Regions from separate parts of the Homo sapiens genome. Here all the other regions are linked to region 1. A link is a loop called in an ENCODE intact Hi-C map of the cell type or tissue named here. Cell type or tissue: Calu3. All regions are shown on one strand. Region 1 has its middle 140 kb from the start of CAV2-DT. Region 2 holds the start of CAV1 (caveolin 1). Region 3 overlaps CAV2-DT (CAV2 divergent transcript). Region 4 overlaps CAV2-DT (CAV2 divergent transcript). Region 5 overlaps COMETT (cytosolic oncogenic antisense to MET transcript). Region 6 has its middle 62 kb from the start of TES.

Evidence for each region. Peaks named below come from ENCODE experiments on the same cell type or tissue, not always from the same donor. Only the 100,000 strongest peaks of a DNase experiment are listed, where the experiment ranks them.
Region 2: a loop joins it to region 1, with 4 times the contacts of the local background. A loop is called at or near these places in 51 of 110 quality-filtered maps.
Region 3: it touches region 1 in a loop (3-fold over the local background); 26 of 110 quality-filtered maps call a loop at or near these places.
Region 4: it touches region 1 in a loop (2.4-fold over the local background); 13 of 110 quality-filtered maps call a loop at or near these places.
Region 5: it touches region 1 in a loop (4-fold over the local background); 33 of 110 quality-filtered maps call a loop at or near these places.
Region 6: it touches region 1 in a loop (3-fold over the local background); 40 of 110 quality-filtered maps call a loop at or near these places.

What each region holds. Positions count from the first base shown.
Region 1 is chr7:116,353,261-116,357,260 of GRCh38, forward strand. No RefSeq gene overlaps it. Among named protein-coding and RNA genes, the nearest start is that of CAV2-DT, 140 kb to the right of the region's middle. RefSeq lists an enhancer at 349-3,795. In Calu3, no CTCF peak of the experiment used is centred here; DNase peaks (open chromatin) are centred at 1,681 and 1,971.
Region 2 is chr7:116,524,626-116,528,625 of GRCh38, forward strand. CAV1 (caveolin 1) reads left to right here and starts at 411. Exons shown (of 3, transcript NM_001753.5): 1 at 411-467; 2 at 1,900-2,064. The coding sequence starts at 438. RefSeq lists silencers at 1,393-1,782, 2,013-2,112. In Calu3, a CTCF peak has its summit at 1,643 (motif pointing left); DNase peaks (open chromatin) are centred at 156, 916, 1,636, 1,956 and 1 weaker place.
Region 3 is chr7:116,440,758-116,444,757 of GRCh38, forward strand. The region is part of intron 1 of CAV2-DT (CAV2 divergent transcript); the gene reads right to left. Among named protein-coding and RNA genes, the nearest start is that of CAV2-DT, 57 kb to the right of the region's middle. RefSeq lists an enhancer at 1,721-2,920. In Calu3, no CTCF peak of the experiment used is centred here; DNase peaks (open chromatin) are centred at 1,544 and 2,444.
Region 4 is chr7:116,420,291-116,424,290 of GRCh38, forward strand. The region is part of intron 1 of CAV2-DT (CAV2 divergent transcript); the gene reads right to left. Among named protein-coding and RNA genes, the nearest start is that of CAV2-DT, 77 kb to the right of the region's middle. RefSeq lists silencers at 293-1,258, 445-739 and an enhancer at 445-739. In Calu3, no CTCF peak of the experiment used is centred here; no DNase peak of the experiment used is centred here.
Region 5 is chr7:116,587,513-116,591,512 of GRCh38, forward strand. All of the region lies in intron 2 of COMETT (cytosolic oncogenic antisense to MET transcript), which reads right to left. Among named protein-coding and RNA genes, the nearest start is that of CAV1, 64 kb to the left of the region's middle. RefSeq lists an enhancer at 825-924. In Calu3, a CTCF peak has its summit at 1,627; no DNase peak of the experiment used is centred here.
Region 6 is chr7:116,270,357-116,274,356 of GRCh38, forward strand. No RefSeq gene overlaps it. Among named protein-coding and RNA genes, the nearest start is that of TES, 62 kb to the left of the region's middle. In Calu3, no CTCF peak of the experiment used is centred here; a DNase peak (open chromatin) is centred at 1,795.

The DNA.
Region 1 (4,000 bases):
AGTGCTGGAATTACAGGTGTGAGCCACTGCTCCCTGCCCATAAACTCTTACATACGTTCCATGTTGCCTCACTACTTTAAGGGAAAACACATTAATAATAACAAACAAAAAGTAATAAACAAGAGAAAAGCATTGATAGCAACAAACATAGTTGCTTGCCTGTTTCTGTCAAAAAAATAATTTTGTACACATCAATGGATTCTTATGGCCTGTTTTATTCTTCGCATATTTTGGCAGAAGTTGGCTGTTGAGAATACATTTTACTTCATTTTTCAAAGTAATTCTTTTTTTAAAAAAAACTCTTTAACTTAGTTGCATAATTACATACGTGACTAGGATAATAGTCTATGACCATGATTGGTGAAAAGGTAGTGTATTTTAGTATTAACTACAACTTAAAAACATTATGGGTAAGATTAATTAAATGCTGTGAAATTTGCCATAATATTTACCATCAGCTGGAAATAAAGAGAACAGAGTTGTAAGTATTATGCAATCATTTTAATTCAGGCCCATTCCCATAAGTGATACAGACCTGGAATTGTAGTGTGAAGTCACAGGCAGGCTGGCACCCAGCCAATACACATCAGCACACCAGCCTAGGACTGTACCATGCCAGTGCTCCAGACTTTGACTTTCATCCCAACTCACTTCCAGGGACCTTTTCAAAGATATTCAGTAGACAGCCTGTATTTTCTGCATACGCTATACCCGGCCCTCAAGTTACAGACAGCCCAAACTAAATGGGATCTTGGAGGTTAGTTGACATTTTACCAATGAGACAACTAAGGTAAGATAACTGTTAAGATTAAGGGGAATGCTGAATTTTCATTTTTCTAAAACAAACAAACAAAAAAAGTTTCTTCTTCCAGCTAACATCTCAATCACGTACCCAAAATGACTTTTAAAAATTTCACATTCTTTCTACTAAGATGCCAGCGGCAGCAGCCTACTCCATACGTCAGGCAGTGTTTGTATATATTTCAGCGTATCCAAGCAAGGCCTTTTTAACTTTCCATCCTACAGACGAAGCTGTACTTTCCTGAATGGCAGCCAGGAAAAAACTTGGGGATTTGGCAGGAAGACTGTGGGAAGCCTGGTGTTCCACCAGGCTGAGATCTGGAGCGGAGCTTTCTACAAAGACAGAGGAGCGAAACACCTCCCTTTGTTTAGCTCTTCATAGGAGCACAAATGGAGCCCCCAGATTGTAATCAGGCCCTATTGTATAAACTTGGGGTTTTCAGGCCATACAGCATTTTTGGCAGCAAATCCCTTATTATTTTTCAGCTGGAAAACCAATTAGCATTCTTTTTATATCTGGGTGTTAATACTTGGGCCTTAGAGCAATTTTTTGGCCACTGGCCCACATGGCTGTAGTCTCTTGGGCAATGCCTGACAAATTGAGATAAAACTGTTACTTCATGTTTTCCTACAAAGACAAAACAAAAACTGTTTCCTGCTCTTATTAATTGGATGAAGTCAATTTCCACATTTAACAAATAAGAAGGTAAGCATAATCAGGGTGTCAACCCACGGCTCTTATCTCTCCCCAGGCTGGTTCCTCTGCAGGAATGTGAGGGAGCAAGACTTGTCAGGTTCTGACTAAGCTTTCCTTTTATTGGAAAAATAAAAAGTCCTCCTGGGCAACAGAGACCTCTGTCAGGTGAACAGGCTGCGACCACCACAAGGTCACCCTTTGGTCTCAGTGGCATTTTTGCTTCACAAGTCTGAGCGATGTGATTTACCTGAGGGAAAGAATTGTTAGGAGATTCCAGCCATGACAAGTGGATTAGTCATAACAGTCAAGAGGACACTGCCCAGTTTGAGAGGAATAAACAGAGCCAAACATTTCCCTATCTCGAAAGCATAGCAAAGTCAAGTTCACGCTCCGGGAATGTAGTTTACGATTAGAGAAAGCCATATCTGGGCTGCTGTCTCAGAATATCTAAGCGAGTAGAGAAGAGGAGGAAAGGAGTTTGGAATGGCTGTGGGAGGTGCCCATCCTGTTAAGTGTTCCCCTATGGTAAACAACCCCTGCCATGGCAACACAACTTCATGCTGCAAATCAGAGGAGCGCAGCCCTCCAGCGAGCAGACCACAACTTGGGAAAATCTCCAGGATGATGCAAAATATTTCAAAGGGAAGTGGTAAAACAAACAGAACGGAAACACAGCCATACAACTGCAGTTTGAAGACAAAAATTTGTTAGGTACAAAAAATAGTTTGGGTGCAATTACAGGAGCATTTTTGTGTTGCTGGTACTGATTGTACATCTCTTTGATAGAAATGGCCTGAGGGGTTGCTGCTCCCCTTCAAGACTTTCTTTGTAAGTAGTGGGCGGTGGCATCATTTAAAAAAAATCCACTTGAAAGACTTCTTTAAAGAATTTGTACAGAACATTTTCTTTGCAAGAAAATCTATTCTGAAGCAATATTATTTAACAACGGGGCTGTGTTTTGAGTCATATGAAAATTTATTATCCAATTTTTTCTTATTGTTATATTTGCTATCAAGAGCAGAAAATGATCATCTATAATAATTTAGAGGAGCGACTAAAAATGCCCAATCACGCACAGGAAAAGAAGCACTTGACTTGCATCTCTAGAGCCAGAAATCACCCGATTCTCTATGCAGAGGGTGGCCATACACCGCAGTTTGCCAGGAGAGTCTCAGTTGACTCTAGTTGTCCAGATTTAATTACCAACAGTGCCTCTTTCACTGACAGAAGTGTTCTGGTTTGGATAGTAAATAATTTGGTGACCCTATTGATTCACAGAGCCCAAGAATCTTCTGTCTGCTCCTACTCTCCCCGGGGACATCAGTCTAAGACTCTAAAAATCAGAACGTAAATGCAAAATGAAAAAGAGTCGGGTGGGGAATTGCTGCCACCTGGTAAAGAAGAAACCTCGACAGTTTGGCTTCACCTAAAGGAAGCATGGAAGGACTGTGAACAAAATTAACCCTGTGTGTATTGAGGAGAGGAGAGTACCCCCCTTCATAGAGACCCCCTGCGGCAGCCTTTAGGAATACCTGGGAGCTTCCCACTGGATTAGACACCAAAGTCTAAACAAGTGCTCCTCTGTCAAATCCTGGAAGGCGGACAGTCATTTCAAAAGCAGACATGCATGCTGCCTCTTTTTGTGCCTTGCAGCCCAGAAAGTATTGCTCAGATGTTCCAAATCAGAAGGTGTTCAGCCACTTCATACTGCCACCAGCCATGCTGCTGGGCTGCAGCTATTTGGATCAGAATGGAACTCTTTGATCTGTTTTATATCTAAGTTTAACTATGGCCTGGGTCCAAAAGGTAGACTAATTTTGGCAACTTCCCCTGTACACTTTTATCTAGAGATAAAAGGAACACTTGGAAGCATAAACAGAAGGTGCATTTCTGTAGGCCCAATAGCCAGCACATCAAAACACAAGACCATAGAAGCTGGTGCTGAATATTAGTTCTGATTTTAGAATGCAGCTCTACTCTGCTACCTCACTCACTGGCAGCCAGTAGGACCATTTCCTTCTATTGTAAACATATAAAGATAACATAGCATTACAGAACTCAGAAAGGAAAGACTCATTTCCAGCACAGTGACTTCCATTTTTACATGAATTTTTAAAATTGAAAACCATGATTTTTAAGTTATAAAGTAATTACACTGGCTTTGGGTCCAGGAGTCCAAGGCTCTCATACAAATATGTGGGTGACTGGAGACCTGAGCATCGATACTCTTCCAACCTCCCTGTCTCTCAAGCGGTCTGTGCTTTAATCAGGAATTTATGGCTTGGTAAGCCCAGTTAGGAGAGTGGAACATAAATCCCCAGGGGCAGCCAGCTTGGAGCTCCAGAGAAGAGTTATAGCTTGCCCATGACCTTTGCACTATGTGAATTTGTCAGTGAAGGACCAAATGAGAGAAATGCAAGGCCTGGCAGGGTTTAATGTAGCCCATTTTAACTTATAGTCAGAGCTACTGTCTATTCCAGAATAGGACAATGGACAGTGGAG
Region 2 (4,000 bases), 170 kb after region 1:
GCCCATACTGGGCATCTCTGCAGGCGCGTCGGCTCCCTCCACCCCTGCTGAGATGATGCACTGCGAAAACATTCGCTCTCCCCGGGACGCCTCTCGGTGGTTCAGAGCAGGGAAAATGTTGCCTCAGGTTTAAAATAATCTGCCCAAGCACCCCAGCGCGGGAGAAACGTTCTCACTCGCTCTCTGCTCGCTGCGGGCGCTCCCCGCCCTCTGCTGCCAGAACCTTGGGGATGTGCCTAGACCCGGCGCAGCACACGTCCGGGCCAACCGCGAGCAGAACAAACCTTTGGCGGGCGGCCAGGAGGCTCCCTCCCAGCCACCGCCCCCCTCCAGCGCCTTTTTTTCCCCCCATACAATACAAGATCTTCCTTCCTCAGTTCCCTTAAAGCACAGCCCAGGGAAACCTCCTCACAGTTTTCATCCAGCCACGGGCCAGCATGTCTGGGGGCAAATACGTAGACTCGGAGGTAGGCATCCGTGGGGGGGCGCCGGCTCGGGCGTGCGGGGAGTGTCCGCTTCTGCTATCTGCCTCTCCAAATATCCCGACTGCTGCCCTGGCCCCAGCCCTCTCTCCACTTCGGAGCACTCCTCTGGCGTTGGCACCGCTGAGGAATGGGCCTGGGCGGGGAGGTGAAGAGAAGCCAGGAATGTTTTATGTTTTCCTAATGGAGAGGGGGCCTAGGGAGCCCCTGAGCTAGGAGGACACGGAAAAGGGGATTGGGGTCCTGAGATTGGGTCTGTTGGGCCCAGGACGCGTTTTCTGGATGGGTCTAGGATGCTCCCTTGTCGCGGGACCCCCGCGGTCCGGCCCTGCCTGCTGGGGGTTCGAAGAGGTGGAGTGCAGGGTGGAGGTGTTATTTACCCGAGTCCTGGGGACAGTCCCCGGGACTCTCCGCCAGGCGCCCAGACCGGCAGGTCCCGCAGGCGGCGCGCGGTGTGTTTGCACTTTCCAAAGTTCTTGAACCATCTCAAGAACTCCTTCTGCATCTTGGCGTCTGGCAGGGGTGTTCCGAGAGAGGTAGACCTCCCCTCCCCAAACTGCCACCATCACTTCCAACGCCCTCCACGCGCTGGAGCTCTGCCCGGGTGTGGAAACCTCGTCTTCCAACACGTAGCTGCCCTTCAGCCACCCGCCCGCAGCCTGGGAGTGCCCTGAGGGTGGGTCGGGGGAGCTGCGCAGGTGAGACTGAGTTCTAGGACATTTAGGGGGTCTGGTGCCTGGCTCCGCCAAAAATGGGGACTTTCGGGATTGTGATCATCACGGCGGATTGAGCAGGGAGAGCCGTGGAGGGACAAGAGAGGGCCGAGGCAGGGTGGGGGGCGCGGGCAGGTGCGAGGGGGATGCGGCCAAGAAGCAGCGATAAAGGGAACATTCCACGGGTCGGGCGGCTGCTGTTGGATCTTAGATAAAGCTGGAAGGGATTACCGGGGCAGGGGTAATAGGGACCGGGGACGGGAACGCGAAACAGGTGAAGCGCTCAGGGCGAGAGCGACTCGGCTTAGGGAGTCCGGGAGAAGCCTGCGGCTGCCCCCTCGCCGCCGAGGTCCTGCGGGTCCTGCGGGTCCTGCGTGCTGAGCCGGGGCGTGCGCGGGCGGGGGCCTTCGGACCGCGCGGCGGGGCCTGCCCTGACCCCTGGCGGCGGGCGGGGGAGGCAGGCGCGCCCTGCAGAGTACAGAGGGGTGTGGTGTCCTCTGCGAGATCCTCTTAAAAAGCTGGCTACGCGCAGGCGGTTTCTGTGCACGGAGCCGTAGCTGTCGGAGCGGTTAGTTCGATTTCGAGCTCGAGGTTTCCCCCGCCGCCAGGCTGACTTCTCATCGCTTGTTTTTCTTTTTGCATTTTTCCTCCCACCGCCGTTGCCGCCCTCCCCGTCCTGGCCGTCCGCCCTCCGCCCTCTGCAGGGACATCTCTACACCGTTCCCATCCGGGAACAGGGCAACATCTACAAGCCCAACAACAAGGCCATGGCAGACGAGCTGAGCGAGAAGCAAGTGTACGACGCGCACACCAAGGAGATCGACCTGGTCAACCGCGACCCTAAACACCTCAACGATGACGTGGTCAAGGTAAGCCAAGGCGACCAACAGGGAAGGGCTGGGACAGCTCTCCTCTGGCAGTTAGCCCGTGCATCCTTCTTTAGCATTGCCGTGTACGCACACCCCACCCCGCCCCCTACACGCGCACACACACACACACACAGAGTTTTGTGGGTTTGATGTGTGGGAGCTCCCGCAGTCGGCAGAAACGTTACATCTCCCTTCCCCCATCTCCCCCCAATAGTTAGTTCAGCTGAAATTCAGCTAAAGTGAGTTTTGTAGAAGTTCCTATAACTACACTTTTATCCTAGCAAATGAGCCTATTGACCTCAGCAACAGACGGCCCATACTCCTTGGGACGGTGAGATGGTTCCTATCCATTCCCAGGTTGAAAGTCTAGTGACAGGTCCCCACTGCACGTGGCATTAAGACAGTCAGATAATTGTGTCAGGTCTTGTGCTGAGGATGAGTCAGAATACAAGATGGGCATGTTCCCCCAACTAAAACGATGGGAAGTGATTTTCTTAAAAATACTACAGTGGATGGAAATGCCTAGGACTAAAGACAAAGAAAATACGTACTTATTCATATACATATGAAAGTTACTTTAACTAGACTAACAAGTCACTTGTGCACAACTAAGCAAATTTACAAAACCAAAAACAATGTATGCCTCTTGGTTTCTTCTATCTATGGACACCTGCACTTAGATGTGGAAAGCTGCTTCTTTAGTAGCTACCTGGGTCAGCCTGCCCTGAGCTAATGGCACATTCAGGTTGGAGTTCCTTTTCATACTTTCAGGATGTGCTTGGTGAGATTAAAAATAATTGGACTGGGTTATTGGCCAGACTTAGATCTGACTCAGTGGTCAGTTTTAAATTATCATTGTTATTAGATTTTGACCCTTTTAGCCAATCTAGTGGGAGGAATTTATTGCCTAAACACATCTGGATTGGGATATCATGGGCTAGAGCCATCCTTGGCAAAGGGTTTTCTCTGAGAAATGGAGGGCTAAGGAAAAATCCTGGCTCAGGGACTGCAGTGTGAAGATCTACTCCTATACAACCCCCAGCAATCAATGAGGCGGATGAGCAATTTCCACCCACCACGCCTGCTATCTATGGATGGGAGGAGCTATAGTTCACAAACCGTTTACATTCATGAATAATATATTTCAAAAGGGGAAACAGTTTAATCTGTAACTGGAAGGGAAAAAAAAACTGTCAGAATTGACTCCCTTGGCTTCCTGGAGTAGGAAAAAGGAAAATTGGAGCATTTGCAGCTTTTTTTGACTAGCTGGATTATGGAATATTTAAAAGCAACAGCAACAAAAGTACCTTATAAACTAGAAAATAGAATTGCTAAAAAACTATTTACTAAAAACATTACCTTAAAGGGAGAGGATATTTGTGTTTTCCCCCACCCCCACCCTTCTCATGTGGCTTTGAACAAGAAGGAGAGTTGCCAGGAAAAGAGGCAGATTTCAGAGAGGGCTGGCTTCACTGGATCCTCCCTGTTGTTCCACTGCACTGTGAGTGAGATTCCCTGGAGCAAGCGAATCTCCCGGGATGAGTCAGAGAGGCCAACAGTGTGGATGTGGGTCTCCACACATAGCATGACTAAGTTGAGAAAGAAAGGCCCCACTGGGAAAAGAGACTTCAACACAGATGGAAAAAAAACATAACAGGCTTGGAGGAAATAGCAGTTTACAAAACAGCATTTCAAAGAGCAAGTGTGGGGATCCTCAAATTAAAGAAATTAAAAGAAAAAGCTAGAGCAAGCTCCTGCTAGCCTAAAGAAACCAAACCCTGACTACTTGCTCATAGAACTGTGAGCAAAACAAGACAGTCAAACCAAAAAATCCACCTAGAAAAGAATTTGGCAGTCTCACTCAGATGCCTGGCCTAGAGGGGACTTCAGAGAATGCCCTACAGAGAGACACCAAGACTACAAATGCAAATTCTGC
Region 3 (4,000 bases), 87 kb after region 1:
CTGTAAGAATCTTAGTATCTTATAGTGTCTAAATAAATATGTAAATAAATGCAGTTTTGTGTAATCACAAATTGTGGTACACTTTTTAGATGCTCGAGACTGATTTTTGTTTTGGATAAATCCAGGTCTGCATTGCCCAATATGGAAGCCACTAGCCATACATGACATACAAATCTTAATTAATTAAAAATTAATAAATTTAAAATTCAGTTCCTCTGTCAAATTAGCTACATTATAGAATGTGCAATAGCCAATAGCCACATGTGGCTAGTGGCTAGAGTATTGGGCAGCACAAATACTGAATGTCTCTATCATCACAGAAAGTTCTGTTGGACAACACTGATCTAGATGGTGATGAAAATGGCAAAAACCCTATCTATGAGAGAGAATGATGTATTGAAGGCCAGACTGAAGCCCTTGGGTTAGCTCCTGCCCTCCTTGACTCATGAGCAAAATGGATTAGGCAAATGCTTTATTTTCTTGTTCTTCCTCCTTTTTTATCACACAAATATCAAAAATTCATCATTAGCAAAATTGAAAATGCAAAGAAGTAAAATGAAAAACAAGTCATAAATTCTCCTAAGTTAGGTGATGCTACTTTGAAGTAGAAATCCACTTCTAAATAGAAGGTAATTAGTGATTAATTTTTGTTTAATTTTTCCTCTGAGTCTTTCAATAGCTAATAATGGACCTACTGTGATCTCACAATAATCTACTACATTTTACATATTAATATGCTTACTCAATAAGTAATTACCAAGAATTTCTTTAAATTAAAAAAAGAAAACTGAATTAACAGAAACAGGTACTCTACCCAGAGGGGAGAAGCGTAACACTTTAGTGTAGACTAACTCATTTCAACTATTAGGAAACCCAGGGAATCCCATCCTTTTACAAAAATATTTTCATACTCCCTTTAAAGAGCAGAGTGGGAAAATGTTGAGGAAATGAGGCCTTCCTGTTTCTGCCACATGTGTTTAATTATCCAGCTGCAGCTCCAAAATAAGTAAGATCGGAAAATTCTTTCAGATCTCCGTGTAGCTGAATATCAAAGGAAATTTGGGTGATTCTAAAACTATTGTACTTCTGGTTCGTGTTGGAATTATGAGAGTTCTCCTGTTTTTGTCTCTAAATATAGAGTTCAGTGATTTGAACCTATGGAATCTCCCTGCAGTCTTTTTTCTTTTATATGACGACTATATAATAAGTGAAGAGCATTTTGAAGAGGGCAAGTTCACTTTTTTTAGTTGAGGCCAAAGGCCACAGTAAAATCTTTGTTCTTTTACTTTTATTTCTAACTATGCCTAATTTTTTTAGTATTCTCTGAAATTTTATTAAATTCTTTTTATAAATATCTTTCTGGATCTTTTAAAACTTTTTTTCTTCAACATCTAAGAAAAAACATGTCACAATAATATTGTGATGCTTGCCTTTGCTGGGCAAAATATGTTTTTCAGACGTTAATCTTTATTACAAATATAGATCTGAAGGAGCTTTAGGCAGTCAGTTCAGTCTAACCTGTTTCCAAACAGGTCTGATGAAGCCTGAGCTGGTGATGCCACCAAGGCAGATTTTATGATAGGGAGAAAGTGCAATATTTGAAGGGTAGAAAACAGCAAGAAAGTGATTCTGTGCGCTGAGCTTCAGGACTCTGACCACTATGCTTCCTCACGGATGGGTCACTTCTTTTTTTCTTTTTTTTTTTTTTTTTGAGACGGAGTCTCGCTCTGTCGCCCAGGCCGGAGTGCAGTGGCGCGATCTCGGCTCACTGCAAGCTCCGCCTCCAGGGTTCACGCCATTCCCCTGCCTCAGCCTCCGGAGTAGCTGGGACTACAGGCGGCCGCCATCATGCCCAGCTATTTTTTAGCAGAGACTGGCTTTCACCGTGTTAGCCAGGATGGTCTCTATCTCCTGACCTCGCGATCCGCCCGCCTCGGCCTTCCAGAGTGCTGGGATTACAGGCGTGAGCCATCGCACCCGGCCCGGATGGGTCACTTCTTTAGGAAAGAAAACCTCTACTCCACTGTTAAATGTAAGAGCTCAGAAACCATTGAAATACTTTTTATATAATGTTAAGGAGTACAAGAAAGTGTAATGGTAGAGGAACAGTCAATGCAAAAAGTAAAATCAATACATGCCAATAAAAAATGTGAAACCTTCTAAAGGAAAGAATATATACATTTGCCCAAGAAATTCTTCTATTTAGAATAAACAATTTTAAAACATGGATATGCATATTTAGTATGAGACATTAACATGTAAATTATCTTTAAATAGTTTTTTATTATATTGTTAAAAGAGTAAAGAATGTGTGTTGGGGTCCTAGGTGTGGAAAGTGATGCTGAGCCAGAATTAGGAAGATACTCTGTTATTGAGAAGCTGGGAATTTGAAAGGAAGTTTGGTATCTGAGAGAGGTGAAGGAGGGAGGGGGCATAAACATTTTTCCACAAACACTCCCAGATCAGGAATTTGTGTGACTAAGGCATGATGCATAACTGAAATCTAAAAAGGTGTGACTAATGCCTGTGTAATTTTTTGTGGTGCATTTCTGTTCATGAAAGTAAAACAATGCCTTTTCCAAGTTTTAGTATTTGGAAAGCTTCCCATAGGGAGTATCAAAAATACATATTCTTCCACTACCTTTACTCTTCCACAATTAATTCTGGCTTCACTCCTCACCTATTGTGGGACTGTGAACCAGTGACCTAGCTTCTCCATGTTGCTTTTCCCACGTGTAAAATTGAGATATTAATAGTACATATGACATAAAGTTGTTATAAGTTGTTATAAATGAGGTAAAGATTAAATAAAATACTAATTGAATCTAAAACATAAAGTTGTTATAAAGATTAAGTGAGATAGTGCAAATAAAGTGCTTAGCACAGCGCCTGGAACATAGTGAAGTCTGCAATAAGTGGAAGTCATTCAAACTATTAGGGTCTTTAAAACCACAGGGATATTTCACAGGAACAAAGCAGTGATCTATATAGTATGTCATATGAATGGGAAAAATAGCCAATGTGACAAAAGAAGATACACATCAGTGTCTGTTGAATTAAGGCTCTGGTTGGTGATAATTCTATACCTGTGGATTTCCGAAGACCAGCTGAACAAACACAATTCCCAATAAATATACTTGTCTGCCTTACGAGGCAGCATTCTGTCGAACTGTGCTATCCAATAGAGCTTTCTCTGATGATGGAAATATTCTATTACTCTCTACCCAGTACAGTAGCCTCTTGCCACATGTCATAACTGAGTACTTGGAATATGGTTAGTATAACTGAGGGACTGAACTTTTATTTTAAATTTAGATAGCCATATGTGGCTGTGGCTGCCATTTTGGACAGCACAGCTATAGAAAGATACAAATAAACAGCATACATAAGTCATAAGTCATATATTTAAAACAACTTCTCTTTTCCTCACTCTACATTATGCCAAAGCCAAAAGACAAGTTTAAGTACCTTGCATCATCCTTTTATTATGGCACACTAGAATACTCAGCGTAGGTATATGCTGAAGGGGCAAAGAGCAAGGACATTCCAGTAGCATAGCACATCTAGAACCCAGATCTCAGTTTCAAAGTACCATTATTCACTAAGAGTACACATGAATTTTTGGAGACGTGGCTGATTCCGAGTTGGAGATGAAGAATACAAAGTCAAAAAACAAAAACAAAACAAAACATGATGCAGTTACACAAAGAAATTTCAATATTTGTTTGCATTTTTGAAAGATATTAAAGGTTGTCCAATCGTTGCCTACAGCAACACTTCTTAAAATTCCATTTATCCCATTCCTTTCCATATCTCCCGCACCCTGCATCTGTCTTAAATATCAGACTCTCCCCCTTTTCCTCTCAATTCCCACTAAATTCAGTCTCCAAACAAAATTTGTATAGCTCCTCACCTCTCTCCATTCTTTTGCTTTCTCCTCAAGTCTTTCTTTTTTCCCCCTTGAATAAATCTTTCTAGTGCAGATACCCCTTCCTTGCTT
Region 4 (4,000 bases), 67 kb after region 1:
TGCTCAGACTTCAGCCTTTAGTCTGAAACAAAATAAGTTAGAACGTTCATTGCTTCTAATTTATAATGAGGTGAGTTTTCATTCATTTGAAATGATTTGCTAATTATACAAAGTTCTTAAAACCCCTTAATCAAAAACCATGGAATATACCAGAGAAGGTTAGAAATTCCAAATTGGTCTTTTAAAAATGTTTCTAAAAGCAAGGATGCAGTACTATTTAACAATAGATTGTTTTTTCAAAGAACAATTTTCATAATATTTATGCAAAAGGAACACAAGTAAATGTTCCACGGCCCATGTGTCAAAAGTTTCCAATTATATCTCTTTATCTTGAAATGGCTTATTTTATGTAACAGAGACTATTAGACCCAGAATAGTTTAAGACCTATCTGTAATTAAATCTCATTTTTGCGGAAGACAATAGAGAAGCCACAGAAGCTGAATAACCCATCCAAGGGTTCACAATTTGTGAGTGGCAAACCAGTTTCCTGATTTCCAATTCAGGGCTGTTTTTACCATCACCTCCATCTCAAGGGCTCACCCCTATGACAAGCAGCTACAGATACCATACCCAGATCTGGTGGTTCGTGTGATAAGAGGCAGAAGTGTGGCCTTTGCAGGGCTGTATCAGGAACCAAGTATTGGGTGATGGGCTAAGAACACAAAGAGGGAGTAGAAATGAGACCAGAAGTGTGGACCTGCTAAACATGGGACAGTGGGACACTAGCAGATATATTCTCTATATTCTCTGAGCCAGATCTGGATGAGAGTGGCAGGGCAAAAGTTGCAGGTTTAAAAGAAGGTAGAAATGACCACTTCCAAAGACAGATCTCCCACAGTATCAAAAAAGTAGACAGGTATTGCCTGGGGGAGGCAGGTTAGTTGTAGTTAGCACATTGTTTTACTCATAATTAACACATTGATCAATTGACCTTCAGATCATTTTAGTTAAAAAATGTGATGGGGTACAGTCATGGAAAGAAAAACATTATTTCTACAGCACCTGAGCTGAAAAACATTTTCAGGGCATTTGTACAAACAACATAGCTAACATCCACCGTAGAAGTATGCTTTCTCTGCAAGAAAATCCTTTTTAAATTTAGTCCTCTCCTTAGCTTTTCTACTTTTTTATTCATTCATCCATGTAGCCATCAGATTTAGGAACTACCTACTATATACCCAACAACTTAATCACTGTCAATATTTACAATAATGAGATGGCTGTTTTTTTTTCATGTGGTAGAGGCTTGGAAAACATGAATTCCTTCTTTAAAATGTTTGTAAATGTTTGTTCTACTAACTTGAAATAAGTAATGTGTTTGTGTTCAGAGCAAACAATTCCAATGTCTCATTTTAGGAAACAAATTAATATTATTGAATTTTAAATCAACAATAACAAAACACTCTTAAAAGAATTGGCCAGGGGAGGTGCAGTGCTCATTCTTGTAATCCCAGCACTTTGGGAGGCCTAGACGGGCTGATCACCTGAGGTCAGGAGTTCAAGACCAGCATGGCCAACATAGTGAAACCCTGTCTCTACTAAAAATACAAAAAATTATCCAGGCATGGTGGTGCACACCTGTAATCCCAGCTACTCAGGAGGCTGAGGCAGGAGAATTGCTTGAACCCGGGAGCCAGAGGTGCAGTGAGCCGAGATCGCAACACTGCACTCCAGCCTGGGCAACAGAGTGAGACTCGGTCTCAAAAAAAAAAAAAAAGAATTGGCCATGCCATGAAAAAATGGGATGCATCATTTATGTAAAATCTATTCACAAATAAGTAGAGTACTTAAATAAATGTCAGAGTTAAAATGGTGACTTAACTAATACTTTTTGTAAACTTGAGAGTAATTCCTCACCATCTTGAATGAAGATATTTTGTGTATCTTGATTATGTGGCAAGACTTGGTTGTCTTTTTCATCTGCCTGACCCTAATCCCACTCCTGATCTTCAGTAAAATAGATTAAAGAGAAAGAGACTCTGTTAGTATAATATACGTGCAAATGAAGGTGTTAATCACATTAAACATGTATCTACTCATGTAATAGTCATTCTCTGAGTAGCATCAATGCCTGGATTACTCCCCCTGCTCTCCTCCTACGTTTTTGGATCTCTCTTAAAGGAGTAGAATTATATTTTGCAGGTCCTGCATATACCTGCAGGGGACCTTAGGGTGACGTGTAAAACAGATCTTTCTCTTGTAAACATTGCTGCCCTGTAGCGTAATATAGGATTATTGTTATATGTTACTAATAAGTTTACATTCTAGTCTACCAAATGATGGGGAATGGGGATAGTATATTTTACTACAGTTAACATTCATAATTAGTTTACATACAAATTAACTGAACAAATTAAATTATATATGCAATTACAAATATATCTGGTAAAAATTCTGGTTCTTGTTTGGTCTTCCAGTGTGCTTTCAGCAAAAACTGCTAATATGCCTCAAGCCACAAGCCATATGAGGCCAAATAAAACTATTTTTTAAATACACTCCCCAGCTGATTCTAATTGCCCAATTCATTTGTGTTTCTTTCCACAAACCATTTCTGCAGCCTATCAGTAGGATTGCCTGATTGATCATTCCCAGAGATTTGGGCAGAGTGCAACTAGGATGCCTATTATCCCTGGCAACAAATAACCATGTTAAAAACAAATGTTCTCCACAGCAGATGCAGCTGTGGAGAACATACAAACTCACAGAAAGAATATGGGCAAATAAAAAAGACATTTGCAAAGAAAAAAGATTTCAAAAGCTAACATAACTCCCCCAGTGCCTGGCACATTTATAGGTACCCATGAAAAGAATATAATCACCATGTTCAAACAAGAAAGCTAAACTGAACTGTTCACATTCAACAGTGACATAGGCAGATAAGAAATGTACCATCAGCAGGGAATAAATAATGTTACCCAAAATGACACCTAAAGAGCAAAGGATCTAGAGAGGTGTCATGAAATTTTCCAAAATAAAATCTCAAACTAAATCAACTTAATTATTAAACAATGTAAATTTGAAATGGGGGTAGAGTGAAGAGGAAGAATTGAAAAATCAAACAAAGAAAACTATCAGTTGAGCTTTCCCTATGACAATGAGAGTAACTGTCAATCGATAACAATGACTATGACCGTAAGTATAACCATCAAAACATATTTAATAAGAGGATTGAAGGTGGTAGACATTTCCCATATTTATTCATTAGCATTCCATCACAGAGAAATCAGCTACCTTTTGGTATATGTGCTAGATTAGTTCAATCAATGATTATTAGCATATGTTTTAATGTCCAAAACCTAAGAGCTGTTGCTGTGCCAAAGAAATCAGGGTGTAGACAAAAGAAATGCAAGGAATCCAGCCTCACCTTTTAAAGTTTTCATGAGACACAGCTTCATGAAGAAAACACTTGTGTATTAATACAAGAAGTTTAACTCAAGAGTGTGTGGGTAGCATATCAAGCAATCAAAGGTAGCTGAGCACAGGAAATGGAAAGAAACAACATAAATGCAGAAAGAATTCAGGCATTGACTACACACCGGCCCGTGAAACTGGCTGCTCCCTTTTCTATCAGATCCTACTCGGTCTGTCATTGGATGGGCAGTTAGTAGAACCAGGGACTAGACAGGAGTTAAGCACCTTATGCATCCCCTTTTCTCTCCACCAACTGCATCTATTATCAAAATACAAACTACTCCCCACCGCCCCCAAAAAAGTGCACTTCAGTTGAAAGTAGTACTCTGGTGGCACAGAGAATGGTATTTCCAATGTCTTTTTCTCAGATTGTTTATGTATTTGCACAGAGTGTTAGCTAAGTCCCTTTATTATTTTTTGCATCACAGCTTCCCTCCATGTTTATTTCTCTGGTTTACACCAGCAGTGTAGTGTTATTTCTCCAAACAAAGGAAATGTGCCAAAGTATAATTTTATAGTGGTCTCCACTAGCCTCCTTCTTTGCCCCCTACCATTTCAGGCTGCTCAGTTCTAGTTTTCCCCACAGGG
Region 5 (4,000 bases), 230 kb after region 1:
ATGAGAAAACATGGACACAGGGAGGGGAACATTGCACACCGGGGCCTGTTGAGGGTGGGGGGCAAGGGAGAGCATTAGGACAAATACCTAATGCATGCAGGGTTTAAAACTTAGATGATGGGTTGATGGGTGCAGCAAATCTCTTTCTTTTGTAAATTGCCCAGTCCAGTCTTGGGTATGTCTTTATCAGCAGCGTGAAAACAGACTAATACATATGTCCTTTTAGAGGCTAATATTCCATTCTATGTATATACTGCATGTTGTTTATTCATTCATTCATCCACGGACATTTGGGTGGCTTTCCCCTTCTGGCTGTTGTGAATAATGCTGCTATGAACACGAGGGTACAGATATCTCTTCAAGGCCCTGATTTCAATTCTTTTGAGTCTTCACCCAGAAGTAAGGTTGTCTTGAGCTCTTCTTAGGTTCTCATCCTGACTACCGTGCCTCTGTACAGTGGGACACAGAGCCACCCTCCCCACAGAGGAGCTCTCTCCTCCTGCTACCATTATCGTGGCAGTAGTTCCTGCCTCTTTTGTACGTTCAAACTCTTGGGATTGGAATGTTAATTTTCTCTGCATTATCATCCATTCATTCACTTATTGGAGAAATATTTACTGTAAGTCTGAGACCTGAAGACCAAGAAGATGATGGCCTTGTGAAAACTAGAGGAGGAGAAGAGCATTCAGGGTCCAGTGAGTGTGGGTGTGGAGATTTGGCTTACACTTGCTTAATCTCCTCTCACTCTCCCTGTGTTTGTACTCCATGCTCTTTTACACCATGCTGTATGCATCCTGGTTTCAAACAGAGTCAGGGACTTCAGCTGGTACATTCCCAGTCATTTCATTATGAGCAGGCTCTCCCCAACCTTCCCCTGACCCAGTGGCCTCACCACATCCTGCTGCCTAGCACTTGCTTATTTCTGGCCTGACAAAACGCCTAGTGGATGCTCTCAGTGCATCGACTCTTGGAAACAATGATTCTTCCTCTCTACTACCCAGTAGAGTGAGAGAGGTTCTTTATCTTGCCTAAGTGTTTTGAGGCACACAAGAAAAACCACAAAGGCAGAGCTTCCCTGGACACTTCCTCTCCTTTAGGGGAAAACAAAATCAATTCTCTCTCTCTCCCTCCCTCCCTCCCTCCCGAAGCCTCCCCACTGCCCTCCAAGTTTTTCACGTTGACAAATCAGACTGGAAGCCTGTATGACAGCCACTTTTCAGTATTTAACAATAACCCTCCCTACATCATCTACAAGTTATGTCTTCAACACACAAGGACAGTTTCTAGGACAAGCATTATCCAGGACTTTGCTACTCATATTAAAGGGCAGCATCCTATCCGCAAATCACACCCTCCAGTCTGCCCCCCTCTGACAATTCAAGAAAACTTACAGAATATTGGTTTATTGCATTTATCATTTCAGGGTTTGAGGATGTTTTAAGTTAATGATTTCCCTTTTTTTTTATTGTGCCAAAATCTTGTTCAAACACAATGAAATAAAACATGTAGATACAGGTTTCATTTCCATTGGTTGTCTGAGGCTAAAAATAAGAAGCCAGTGCTTAATGCTGACTTTTAATCTTATTGTGTGAGACCTTATCAATGTTTCCAAAATGCAGATTTAAAAAATAGCTGTGGTTAGGGTTTGAGAGGATATTCTGTGAATTCTAGTGCATGCACTGCCATCTACTGGACATTTATGATATAAAACTAAGCTGCATAGAAATAAGTGTATTTAATCACTGAAGACTCTGTAGAAGACAATACTAATGACATTACTCTTTAGAAAAAAGATAAGTATCTGGATAGATTAATGGAATAAATAAGTATAATATGCAGGCACAACAATATTCCTGTCTGGAATTTCTTGTTACTAAAGAATTTGTATTTTCATCTGCAGAGTAATGTTTGTCACTCTAATGAATGCAGAATCACAGCATTCATGCTGATAAAATCATTTTCAAATTGTGGTTCCTTAATACGACCAGGGAGAAGAGGCAACTCATATTGTCCTTCAGGTGGTGGAATTAAAGTAGGTATATGAGACTTCCCTTAGGATATTCTGTCTAATCATATATTCTGAAAAAAATTATGAGCATACTATCATGTACAGTTACAGAACTTCAGCAGTTTTTAAGAAATTTAACTCAATCACATCCACAATGCTGAACTTCTCATAAATAAAATTTAATATTCATTTCAGAAGGCAGTGCAGGGTTTTATAGTGTGTTGTGGCCATTATTTAACATATTAATTATTTTTGTATAATACTATTAAACACTTACTTAGGTGACATTTCTACCTGTTTTTCTTCTGGATACATAAGGGTTATCCCTTAATTGGATGGTAGAAAACCATATGGATTTTACATTTTAAAATGTACAAAGTAACTAGTTCTGAATATTTGACGTACATATGGGAGTGATATTCTTTTTTTGCACAGTAATTTGATAATAAGGCAGAAGTTTGGGGGCAGAGTGGGCTTAGGTGTAAAAAAGATAAAATTAATTATAGATATTACACCCAACCTTTATAAATCACATGTCATTTTACTTATTTTAGGCCAGACCTCCCTTCCATGCATATGCATCGTACTAAGAAAGATGCTTTCAACAACAATGTAATAAATTGCTCCCAGTCGCCTTAAGCCTTAAGTCTTAGAGGGGTGTGTGTGTGTGTGTGTGTTAGAGAAGTTGTTTATCAGAAGGAATTAGTCTCTTCAATGAAGGCAACAGAAGAAATCACGACAGAGTATATGCTAATGAAAGAGTTAAATGAGTGGAGTTTATTTTAGCTGCAAGAGCACACAAGAAAACATAGCGAATGATAAATAATTTGGAATTAGTCAACTGGGATGAGGTTTCTATTAAAATCCTTGAATGAGACCATTATCCTTTTAACAAAGAAAAAAAAAAGAAAGTCTGTATTTTAAGAAAGCTAAATTTTTTATTGATACATAATGACCATACATATTTCTGGGGTACATGTGAAACTTTGATAAATGCATACAATGTGTAATGATAAAATCAGGGCAATTGGGATATCTATCACTCAAACACTTATTATTTCTCTGTGTTGGGAATATTCCAAATCTTCTAGCTATTTTGAAATATACAATAAATTATTGTTAACTATAGTCACCCTACTCTGCTATTAAACACTAGAACTTATTCTTCCTATCTAACTATGTTTTGGTACCCATTAACAAGAAAGCTAACTTGTTAAGTTAAATAAAATTTAAGGAAATTGTCTAAGTATTTTATCTTTTTTAGACACCATAACAAATAGGAAATAACATATTTTTATATCTCATGACACTCCTAGCTTTTGTTTAAACCTGAACTCTCAAATACAGAGAATTAGCTTAGAAAAATAACTGCAGGGGTTAGGCTTTGAAATTTATCTTACTAAGCATGACAGCATGTTCTCAATGTTTTGCATGTTTCAATCTTTGTTTGTGAACTAGAAAAAGCATCTTTATTTAAATTCAATTAAACCAGACCTACATAGCTGAAACCCTGAGAGAAAACACAATTATGGAATCAATCCCAAAGCACTTGTATGGTGAATTCAGGCAAAAATGGAAATGGTCAATGTGAAATAACAAGATTAATATACAGCCAATCAGTAAAGAAAGTAAATTAAGTATATTGGTGAATACCACCCCCAAATTCATCAAGAAATTTTCATGTTTCCATACACTATAAATCTATATTATCTAAGACTGCAGCCTCTAGACACATGTGGCTACTTACATTTAAATGAATCTTTCATTAGACAAAATTAAAATTTAGTTCTTCAGTCTCACTAGCTACATTTCAAGTGCTCAGTAGCCACATGTGGCTAGTGGTTAAGGAGTGGACGGCACAGAGCTAGAATATTTTTATGATAACCAAAGCTCCATTAGATGGCGTTACTAAAAATCATCAAAATCTTGTCTCAATTCTTTGTTATAACATGTTTTGAAGGAATTTCACATAGTGAAAGAATAGCCATACAC
Region 6 (4,000 bases), 83 kb before region 1:
GATGGCAAACATGGCAGGTGAAGCCCCTGCCTTAAAGGGTGGCACCTCAGAGGGAAGATTCAGTATTCTCATCGAAGGCTGAGATGGGTTCTTGATTCTTAACTTATAAAATGAAATGGAATTTCTATGACTTATTCCCATCCAGAAGAACTTTGCAGGATAATTATAGAACCTTTTCCAAAGTACTTATAGATTTTACAAATAGGAGAGGAAAAAACATTAGAATGACCTCTTTATCATCTCTTGCATGCATGTGTGAGCGAGTGAGTTGTGTGTGTGTGATCGAGTGTGTGTGCAAGTGTGTGTGAGCGTGTGTGAGCAGTGTGCATGTGTGAGAGCAAGCGAGTGTGTGTGTGTGTTAGGGCAAGTATTATCATATGAGAGTAAATTTACTGGAAAACTTTTAAAGATAAAGTTTATTCTTACTCTGTTCTATTTAAAATTTTCTTAGCATTATTTCAAAAAGTGGCTCTAGTCAATGTTATATCTACTTTATACATACAAACTCAGTTAATCCTCACAACGACCCTTCGAGGTAGGTACTTTATCATTTTACAGATAGAATAACTGAGGGCAGTAGAATTATTATGATTATGTAATTTGGAAAGCCACCAAGCTAAGAAGTAAAAGACCTGGAATTCACACCCTGACAATCAAGGCCTAAAGTGTGAATTTGTGTTCACCATGACATACTTAATACTGAATGTATATCTTCTTCCCTTTCATATGAACTATGTCAGGTCACGATGTCAGCACCACATAGAAATAGTTTTCTTTTGCTTGCTTGCCCTTTCACAGAGATTTCTTCCATGTGCCTTTGCAGCTTCCAAAAGCTGTAGCCTGTTCTTTGAGAAAGCTCTTCTCTCCTTAAGGAGTTGCTCCACATCGGATTGATTCTGGGCCATGCATCATGTCAGCTTGCAAAAGACAAAACCCTTTCTGTTTCTAAAGAAATTTCTCATATTTTGAAATGAAAGCAAGAATTGCTCTGCCGAGGTGCCAAGGGCAACATACTTCCATTACGAAGTGTTTCTAACAAAATGTTTTGGAGATTTTAAAGGGGCAGCTTTCTAAATATCCCAGGCATCTGCAAACAACCAGACATGCAGGCCCGCTTTTCAGCCCAAACATTGTTTCTGGGTTGTATCATTTTTTTTTCCTGAAAGTCAGCACAGCTGTTGCAATGCCCCTTTATCAATTGTCCAATGATCCCAACAATTTTTTTTCCAAGAGTGAATAATCAAAATGGTATTACAGGTCTTTGATTTTGAAATATATGCACTGTTAATATAATTTTGGCCTTCTTTAGCAGAATTTCAAAGGGGAACCAAAGGTTTATATTTATAAAGTTTATAATCATTCCACAAAGTTCAAGACATTTGGCAGTGCTTGGGAAACTTAAAAACAGTAATAAAAGGTTACTGCGAGGAATTCAAAGCTGCCTTGTATGGTAATGCTGATTCAAGCCACCACATACTGCAGCATTAGAAGTTTAGCTGTGATTTGGGGGTTGGATCAGAACTATGCAGCTGTAGAGATATTTAAATGGCTTACCCATTAACAACAAAGAAAGCACTTTGGAAAATTTACAATTAATATCTCCGCTTTGAAAACACATTAGGAGTATGCGGGGGGAGAAAATCATGCATTCTTAGCCTGATTTACTAAGCATCTATCAGCCTCCTTGACTGTTCTCAAGCACCAACCTTGCCTTGCAATTGTAAACTGTGCACTTTTGCCAACCTGGAATGCACACTCTGTCCCTGCCCAGCTCCAGATCATTCTGCATCTGTGCTTGCTCAAACTCTGGTAACCCAAGCTCTTCATTTGTTGGCAGCTGGTAAAAGGGGTTTCCTTATGAGTCACAGTGTGGAGGGAGGCTGAGTAATATACCCTATCCTGTGCTACAATCTGTATGGAATGTATTTGAAATAAAACTAAACTTAGAGTTTAGTTCGACATCTGATTTCAAACACATTCTTGAAAAATTGGAGTGCAATAGGGAAAAAATCACCATGTCTCTCCTGCTACGGAAAGCTTACTCCCCTACAACTGTCTCCAAAGGGACAGAAACTAAATTGCACTCATTCAGGCTCTGAGGTCTCTGATGAGGAAAGAGTCCACAGCTTGGCTTTTTTAGATGATCCTGCTTTCCTGTTATGGCAATGAAGTAGCTAGTCCCATGGCGAAGGAAAGTGGGAAAATGAAGTTGACAATGCACAAGTGTCACAGGCTAAGGCTTTTGTCAATGTTGTTTAACAAATGTAAGCATCTGACAGATCACATCTTTAACTGAAAGAAGGTAAAGAATATTACAAGACAAAGTGTGTTTACAAAAGTCATAGATGATGCAAGAACACTGTTTATCACCATATATTCACCTGTTTACAGTAAGTTCAGGAAAATGGGTTTTCTTACTATTAAATGCAGTAACATGCATTTATCTAGAAAAATAAATTAAGACTATCAAGGTCTAAATATAATTTCAAAAAAACTAGACACACTGTACTAACCAAATATTATATTTTTTTCTTTTTAAATATCATTAGATACCCAAATATCTGAAATGAAAAAAAGATTAGTGACGACATACTGAATGAACGGAAAAACTGGAAAATTTGTGGCTAGAAATTTAGAATTATACTATAAGCTAGATGTATCAAACTCACATATTCTTCCAAATTAGAGAATTAGTTATGCTTCAGAAATATAAAATACATATATGCCAGAAAGTTTGCTCTGTTTACTAAGCAATAAAATAATCATATCTTCTTAATTAATGAATCTTATAAAGTAAATGAAATGGAAATATGTCTGTTACCTGCTGCTTTTGACTAATATTCAAATAAAATAATCAAGTTATTTCCTTCTTATAATTTGTAACACACATTTCTAAATACAGGTGAGTTGCATGAGAAAAGGGGATTGAAAAATAAAAATTTCTATTTGGTTACTTGTAATTTGGGCTTGATACAAAAATTCCTTCAGTACCAACAATCTGATATGGTCACCAGGTATAGCCGATGTTAACAAATCCACCAGATTAAATCAGTATGTAGAAAATGTCAAGTCTGTGTTTACTCAGTTATTCAATAGTCAACACTCAGAGCTTACCAAATACCGTGATATTTACAAGGCATATAAGAAGCTCACCAAGTGAGGACAGAGGCAGACATGCAAACAAGTAACTGTCAAACACAAACTGAATGTTTGTGTCCCCTCAAAATTCGTATGCCAAAATCCTCACCCCTAAGGTGATGGTTATTAAAAGGTGGGCCTTTGGGAAGTGATTAGGTCATGGTGGAGGATGGGGGAACCCTCATGGATAGCATTAGCGCCCTCATAAAGGAAGTCTGAGAGAAATCCTTTGCCCCTTCCACCCTGTGAGGCTAGAGTGAGAAGATGACTATGAGGAAGTGGGCCCTCACCAGGTAGTGAATCTGCCAGAGCCTTGATCTTGGACTTTCCAGATTCTAGAACTAGGAGAAATAAATTTCTGTTGCCTATAAGCCACTCAGTTTATGGTATTTTATTACAGCAGCTCTAACAGACTAGGACCATCATATGCAATGTGATAAGCCCTCAATAGAGGGACACAAAAAGGGAGAAGAAGAGAGCAGAGAAGACTTGGGGGAGGAGGGCAACCTTTGAACTGGGTCTTAATAAGATAATAAGTGACCCAGGAGGAGAAGGGTGGGAATTGGGATAGCAAAGGGCATTCCAAACATAGTTTCACCACAGTCTTGTAGACAGAAGGCATTATGCAGTAAGAAGACATGAGCATCAGGGAGAAGTAACAGTTCTGACCGATGATAAGAGGGTTATTGGCAGGAAGACTAATGGACTTTGGGTTGGTGAAGAAGGGAAGTGGGGTATGAGTATCACTGTAAGGCTAGCTGAAGAGTATGACTATACTCAGTGACATTTTCCCAAAGGTGTTTTATAAAATATTAACTCCATAGACCACTTATTTATTGGATTATTTATGGGGACTAGCAAA